Linked DNA regions of Mus musculus: region 2 is linked to region 1. A link is a contact called in ENCODE Hi-C or POLR2A ChIA-PET data. All regions are on one chromosome and are shown on one strand. The core of a region is the stretch at or near the end of the contact, and the rest is flanking DNA. Distances in the headings are between cores, read along the strand shown. Region 1 holds the start of Klc1 (kinesin light chain 1). Region 2 overlaps Klc1 (kinesin light chain 1).

Region 1 (3,701 bases), core at 795-3,294:
ATGATACAGTGCTGGCTAGGTTCATGAAGGAGCCATTAAACCGGAGAGTTCAACCTCACCAGTCCAGTGACAGCGCCTTTCCTCCCCCCCCCAGCTGTCCATGGTCCTGAGAGGTGCCGTATTGAGGCGGTAGGTTAACTGAGGGTAGGATTCCAGCAATTCCACTTTGGTGAGCTGTCACCCGTGCTGGGTGGCCTTTGGGTGGTATAGCTGCTTGTATGCCATCTTTGCTTCTGTAAATAACCCTAATTTCAATGGCTCATCAAGCTGGACTGGGATGGACTTCTTTGCTCTGTTGATGTCCCATTTGGGGGGGGGGGTGAACAGATATTTATATATCTTTCAAAGATTCATATTCATGTATGTGCGGGTGTGCCCATGTATGCAGGTGTCACAGAGGCCAGAAGAGGTCCACAGGTACAGTGGAGCTGGAGTTAGAGGCTACTGTGGGCATTCACCCAATGTGCCTGCTGGAAACAGAACTCCAGTCCCCTGAAAGATCAGCAAGCATTCTTAACCGTTAGCCCCTGAAAGGATAGATGTCTCTTTATTTCTCCATGGGAAGTCACACAACAGTCTAGGCAGGGGGATGTTGAACTGGGTGTGGCAGAGAAAACTAAAGGACAGGTGAGGGCAGCTAGGGACAGGGTAAAGTGACCTTAGTACAACTAGGTCCTGTGGCCTTTGTAGACCAAGCTAAGGAGTTTTATGCTCATGCTGAGAGTGATGTATGTCTGCAGCAGGGTTGATTAGCTTGGTCTTTCCTCCTCCCCAACACAGCAGGGGTGCTCCTGTCTCAAGATTTAATGGAGTGTTCTACGCTGGTTCCGTGGTCCTGTTCTTTCCTGTGTGTGTCAGCACAATTTTCTGACCTTGGAGTTTGGGTCATGTGCCACTCCCTCACCACTCTGCCTGCAATTTTACTGTTTTCAACAAGTCAGATTCTGTTTGAGCTTGTTTTTTCTCATTGGAATGGGAGCTGGCCAGCAGACACCATCTGCCACTTTATGTACCTGGGTCTTCCTGTGAGAACCTTGGGAACTTAGTGGATATCAGTTGAAGGGGCAAAAGAACGAGATGATAAAGCTTGAACAAAGCAATGGCAGGGACAGATGAAACAAAAAAGCCCTTTGCTTGCTGAAGAAGTGTGTGCATATACAGGACTCGGAGGGGCAGTGATTGACCCATGGGAAAGAAATGGGCTCCCGCTTAGCCTACTCTTTTCTTTCCAACACCACCTGGGCAGGGGCCGTCATATGCTTTGTTCAGATGTATGGCAGTGGCTGAAGAGCCGGCGACACCCAACATCCAAGCAGCAGTTTGTGTGCTGGGGCAAGTGAAGCCTGCAGTAAAGACTGAACCCACAGCCTCTCCTTAGGCCAACATGGGCTGCTGCGCTCCCCACGGGAGCTGCCCCTTTATTGGCCAGCCTTTGAATTTTCTAGGAGGTCAAAGTAACTGGATCTGCTTGTTAAGATCAAAAGCACCTGCCTCCCTGATGTTGGTAGGTATAAGTGCAGGGTGGAGGACCGCAGCAGGTTCTGGGCAATACCATCAGAAGAGGGAAGCGTTTCCCAAGGTGGGGAGGCTGTGGGCATTCGCAACCCCTCCCCGTTAGTAATACAACCGCGCCATTCTGGAAACGTCTAAAGGCACCTGGAGGGTTCCCAAGCCGGTGGCAGGCAAGCTCGGCCTTGCCACTGACTCAGCGTCCCCTCCAACCCGCTGCTGAGTCAGGCCTGCAGTTGGGGTGCCAGGCGGCTGTGCGAGGCTCAGGAGCAACCTGAGCTGGCAAGCCTGCCCTTTGGGCCAGGCTGGAGGTCGAGCGAGAGCTGCGGCCAGGAGCGAGCCGCAGAGGGTGGGTCCTGGCCGCCTGGCGATCTTCCCGTCCTCCACGGGTGGAGGCGCGGCGAGGGAAGCCTCCCGGTCTGAGGCCACCACACACAGATTAGAGAGGCTCCTGGAGAGCTCCGGGCTGCGGACCCCAGCCTCAGTTTCCCCTGAGCCCCGCCCGGCGGCGCGAGGGCGGGTGACGTCACGGCGCACAGCATTGTGGGGCGGGCGCGGCGCCGGCGACGCCATTTTCGGCGGCGGAGGGTGGCGCGAGGCTGCGGAGCGCGGGTCAGGGTGAGGATGCTGCGGGGCGGCTGCGGAGGCGCCGCTTGCTGCTGAGGCGGCTGGGCTCTGCGCGGCCTCGGCCTGTGACAGCGCGACGAGCGCGACTCTCCCGATCGGACGGTGAGTGCGCGGCCTGGTCCCCGCCCCGCCCCGGGCTCCGCGCGGCTGGTGCGCAGTGCTCCAGACGCGGCCGCGACCCCTTCCCGCCTGCATCCTCCGGGCTGAGGCTTCTGGACCTTTCCGTCCACCGCCGCATCTGCACCCGGCCCTTCCAGGCTGCGATTTTGCTCCTCCGCCCGAACCCAGTCCCCTCCCTGGCCTTTCCATCCCTGTCTGCACCCTGGGGTTCCCTCTCCTCTCCGCTCCGTCCGCGCCCCTCCGTGCTCCGGTCTCTTGTCACCTCTGCCTGCGCGCCAGTAGTCTGCGGTCCTTGTCCTCTCTCAGCCTGTGCACATCCAGCAGGGGTTTCTGTCCTTTCTCCGCCTGCGCCTTTCTAGGCTCGGGTCTCTTGTCACCTCTCTGCGCTCCTCCAATCTGCGGTCCTTGTCCCTGTCTACCTGCGCCCCTGCTTTGGGTCCCTTCCCTGTCACTGGCTGCGCCCCTCCTGGCTGGGGTCTTTGTCGTCATCTCTCTGCCTGTACATCCAGGCTGAGGCTCTTCTCCCTTCCCTTCCTGTTCTGGTTCGGGTCCTGTCCTATCTCTGCCTGTCCCTCTCTGAGTTGAGGTCCTTGTCCCTTCTTCGTCCGTGACCCTCTAGGTTTGGGGCTCAGCTCTCTCTGCCTGCACTCTAGACTTCTGTTCCTGCCCCTTCTCTTCCACTCCCCTCCTGTGTCCCTCAGGCTTCTGTCCCATCTGTGTTCAGGGCCCCGCCCTGACTCGGGCCTCGGGGCGGGGGCGGCCTTCCAATGGCAGCTGTGGGCTTAAGGGACCCAAAGCCTGTCTGCTGAGGTCCTGAAGAGGTGGTGGTGGTGGTAGTGTGTGTGTTGGGGGTCAGCCGACTGGCTTTGTCTCAGGCCTCCCCGCCCTTCTAGCCCCCACCTCTCCCCGGCACCGCCCTGGGTGGCGTGCTGTCATGCTGTGGTCCATGGCCAGTGGCCAGCCAGTCTCTTTCTTTCAGTGGCCGGGTGTGGAATCTCCCTGTGACCTGAATGTGCCCGGCCTGGAGTGCTTTTCCTTGTTACATGTGGAGCCCCCTTCCCGTAAAAAAAAATTAAGGTGTTAATAAAGTAATATTAATATGTGACCGAGTGGATGGCATTATAATGAAGTTTGCAGGCCGTTTCCAGCTGTGTTGTGTTGGAATTGCTACTACCTGCTACTGTTATGTTATTGGTGATCTGGTGTACTTGCAAAAATGATGTCTTTAAAAAGCATGAGAACAAGAAATTTATATACCATTTAAACTGCTATGTTTTTGATTCTTTGCATTACTTAAATTCCAAGGCTCTTTATACGGTATGACAAAGCCTTAGGTCAGAATTAGCCTGGAATGCTTTGTAATAGGACAGTGAAACCCCATTAGGAAACTCGATCAACCTTGAGTCTCCTAAGCATGCCATAGTTAGGGATCTTCTACATGGAGG
Region 2 (3,701 bases), core at 726-3,225, 37 kb after region 1:
CTGTGGAGACGGATCTTATTTGGATCATCAGCTACATGTTTCAAATGTGCTGTTGACTTTTAAAGTCGCTGGGTCTCAAAGTTTCTGAGATGTCTAGGATGTTAGTGTTGTAATTGAAGAGTCTGGAAGTCCTCAGCCTGCAGGGATATGGAACAGTTTAGAGAGACTTGCTTCCATGCTGTCTTCCACATCAGCCTGCCCTTTGTACGGGTGTTCCTCACCACCACGTCCAATACCTCTCACGCACAACTTGTGAAACTTGCCATAGTAAGTATCAAGGAGATTTCTGACACAGTGCTAGTCTGTGCTTGGAAAACGTTGACTTTCACCCTTGACAGTTCCCTGAAAGCTGGCCTCAGCTCCCCTCCCGCGCTGGGCCCAGCACTGCTGTGCCAGCCGAGTGTGGCAGGAGTGCCTGGGCTGCTGGGCAGAGTGCCTGCCGCTGAGATGTGTGACCTAGAAATACTGTAGAGCAGGCTTGTGGGGCGGGCGGGGCGGGCGGGCGGGGCTGTCACTCCTGCTGCTGTGGCCTCATCTGCTTCTCTCTTTCTGTCTGACAGGCCTAGCCGCCCGCCCGGTGCCTCCCCCTGCTCCTGCATGGCGGGACGGGCAGCGCCTCCTGCGGCCCCTCCAGTGCTGTCCCTCCGCTGTCTAGCAGCCCTAGGGGCGTGTCAGCCGCACCTCTGGGACGGGCCCTTCCTTGCGGTGCTGCCGTCCTTTTGGGTTCTTGATTTCTGGATACATGTAGCTTTGCCAGATATGTACTTAGAGATATCAACCGTGTTAATAAGCCCATTAATGTGTAACAACAAGTTTAACAGTTAAGAGAGAGTAGCTGTTCACCTTGAAGACAGGCCTTAGTGTCACGCAGGTTTATTACAGTGGCATGATGGTGACCTGTGCAGTCACTGAGCTGTAGGAGTGAGGCATGTGCTGCACGTCCCTGTCGTACTTAGAGACCTGGCCGGTGCCCTGCGCGGGGCCTCCCCAGGACACACTGACGTAGATTTGCTGTGTAGTCTTGGTGTGGAAATTTGAATTCTGCTTTTCTCTACTAATCTGAAGTGCTCCGTGATGTGTGTATGTGTCTTTCTAACTTCTAATAAACTCACTCCAACTGACCTGTGTCTTGTGTCTGTCTGCTCTGTACATTTCTTGCTCTTCTGGGCGCAGCGCTGCGTGGGCTCTAGCAGCAGTCAGTTTCTGGGATCCCCTGAGGGCCGTTCTGAAACTCCGTGCTGCTGTGCACAGGTCCCTCTGCACTTGACTTCTCGGCCAGTCTCGGCCAGGTGTTTCCGTAGTGTCTGAGTTGGTCATGGGGACAGCTGGCTGCTTTTCTTCAGGCATCTAAGACTTCTGGCGTTTGTATAAAAATGAGCATTTTATTAAAAACTTGCAGCTGTGGGGGTGAAACTGTCGGGAGTATACTGCCTGTGTGAGGCCTGGTGTCCTGCCGGGGCACACATGCTCATGTGACATGGAGTCACACTTGGCTTGAGGATGCCTTAGTTCTCGTGACCCTGTGCTGTCCTTTGTCCTGGGACAGCCTCGGGCTCACTCTCCCTTGGGAATGTGGCTGCCTCTGCATGGATCCTTCATTTCCAGGATTCCTGACCGGGTGTTGTCTGTAACATGTCTGTGCTCACTGCAGGCTGCTGGCTCTGGCAGGACTCACGTGCCAGCCAGTGCCTGGCAGCAGTTGGGGTTGTTGGGCTGAGCATGGGGCAGGAGGGGACACCCACAGCGTTACACTTGTTCACGTGTTTTTCAGGATGGCACTGGATCTTTAAAGCGCAGTGGCTCCTTTAGCAAACTCCGGGCTTCCATTAGACGCAGCAGTGAGAAGCTGGTTAGGAAGCTGAAGGGAGGAAGCTCACGGGACAGTGAGCCGAGGAACCCTGGGTAACTATCTCCCGAGCGCGCCCCTTCCCGCCAGTGTTGGTTCCGAGCCGCAGCCCATCCGAGGCAGCCTTCCTGGAACTCAGGGTTGGTCCCAGGAGCGGTCGGTCGGTCGGGTGCTCCGCCTGCTGCTTTCCAGGGCAGGTTGAGGAGCTGTTGGGAAGCTGGCTGGTCGAGGCTCAAAGGGAGCGGTGGAGCGCCTTGATTCTGTTCAGAGAAAGCCTTGATGGTGGGTGGGGGTTTAGTCTCCCGACCCTGAGCTAGCATGGTGGGTCGCACCTGTGATCTCAGTGTCTGAGAGGCAGCACAGGGTCTAGTGAGACTGCCTCAGAGTTAAAATGGGGCCAGGAAATGAATCGGGTGTTAAAGGCACTCACAACCTTCAGGGTCCATACGGCAGGTAGGCAGGTACGGCAGGAGAGAACTGGCTCTCTGACACACACAGCCCAGGAAAATTGGCTTCACGTGTAAAGTGCTTGCCACTCGAGCCTGAGGATCAGGGTCTGCATCCCCAGCATTCATGCAGAGGGGCATGGTGTGTGTGTGTGTGTGTGTGTGTGTGTGTGTGAGTGTGTGTGTGTCTAGCCCCAGGATTAGGGCAGGTGGAGGAAATCAGATTTTGGCCAGCCAGTCACCTAAGTGGTCTGCTCCAGGTTCAATGACTGTGTCTTAAGGGGAGGAGTGATAGAGGACTCTGAAGATGACCTGGGGACTCTGCACACACATGTGCACACACACGCTCATGTGCACACACACTCATGCACACGCACACACGTACATGCTCTTGTGCACACAACACCCACTGAGCTGCTGAGTCGGCACCCCCAGTGCGTGCAGCATCATTTCTCTCTAAGTTAGCACTGGCGTGACTCCTTCAAAACTCACCGTCCAGAAGGAAAGCTGTGGTCACACTGACAGCCAGGGATTGTGGGGCAAGAGTGGTTTCTGATGAGGTTTGAGTTTTGTGACTTTGTTAAAAGGCACACCTGTAGATTTTCAAAGCTCTGGGCTTTGCTGGTTTAAGGAGAGGCATGAAAGTCACGGGGCTTTGAGTGGAGGTGTCCGTGTTGTTAAAGGGATTTTCTACAAGGGTCACAGGGAAGGCTCTCGGGCTAATGCTGCTCTGTAACAAGCTGCTATGCCTCGTCCCTCTGTGCTGGCAGCTGCCCCACTGGGGACATTCTCTGGAGCCTCCTCAGTCATTCTTTATGTCCCAGACTTCCTGGACAGAACCTGCTCAGTAGAAACGCACAGGGATGCAGTTTGAAAAGGTGTCCCTGGTCACACCCCACTGCTCAGGACACTCCCAGGCTCCGGCCGGCTAGGAGTGTGCAGTATTTGGGGAACGTGTTGGAAATGAAAGTGTTTTCTGAGCTGTTCTGTTGGCTTATGCCTTCTGAAAGTGTCCACTTCCATTCTCAGGGTCATTGCCTTAGGCCCCACGCCGCACTGTCAGCTGGGCCTGGGGCTACTGTGCCCCAGCTAACCTTGTGCATGTGTCACAATCTTGGCTATGTCCCTCAGAAAGCTCTCTGGGTTCATAGTAGATCTGGGAGACAGGTTGGCCTGAGGCAGAGGCACACTATGATTTTTATTAGTAGTTGTGGAGAGGGTCTGAGGAGTTCATAACATCCGTGAAGACGTGGAAGCTTCATTGTCTGAACACTGTGGAAGTCTGTGGGGCAGACTGCCTCCTGCAGCCTCTGCCTGGGGTGGAGCCATGCCGGCAGCCTCAGGGCTGATGGGATGCCAAGCTTTAGGTAGCAAGAGAGCCAGAAAGGCAGGCAGCAGCTCCCGTGGGA

Evidence for each region. A loop is a pair of places that touch in the nucleus more often than their neighbours do. ChIA-PET counts read pairs that join two places held with the same protein, here RNA polymerase II (POLR2A).
Region 2: a loop to region 1 is called in a map of gastrocnemius, with 1.9 times the contacts of the local background. The contact joins the enhancer-like site here to the promoter of Klc1 in region 1. A Hi-C loop is called at or near these places in 2 of 37 maps with a recorded cell type or tissue (gastrocnemius and heart). POLR2A ChIA-PET finds 5 or more read pairs at or near these places in 2 of 5 experiments (both embryonic stem cell).

What each region holds. Positions count from the first base shown.
Region 1 is chr12:111,756,805-111,760,505 of GRCm38, forward strand. It overlaps Klc1 (kinesin light chain 1), which reads left to right and starts at 2,045. Exons shown (of 16, transcript NM_001025360.2): 1 at 2,045-2,238.
Region 2 is chr12:111,793,777-111,797,477 of GRCm38, forward strand. Klc1 (kinesin light chain 1) reads left to right here. Exons shown (of 16, transcript NM_001025360.2): 14 at 1,772-1,902. Among named protein-coding and RNA genes, the nearest start is that of Xrcc3, 18 kb to the right of the region's middle. Within about 2 kb of position 1,976, at least 2 of the 3 ENCODE cell types and tissues checked have a DNase peak (open chromatin) inside an H3K27ac peak, as active enhancers do; they include gastrocnemius, where a contact is called at or near this core.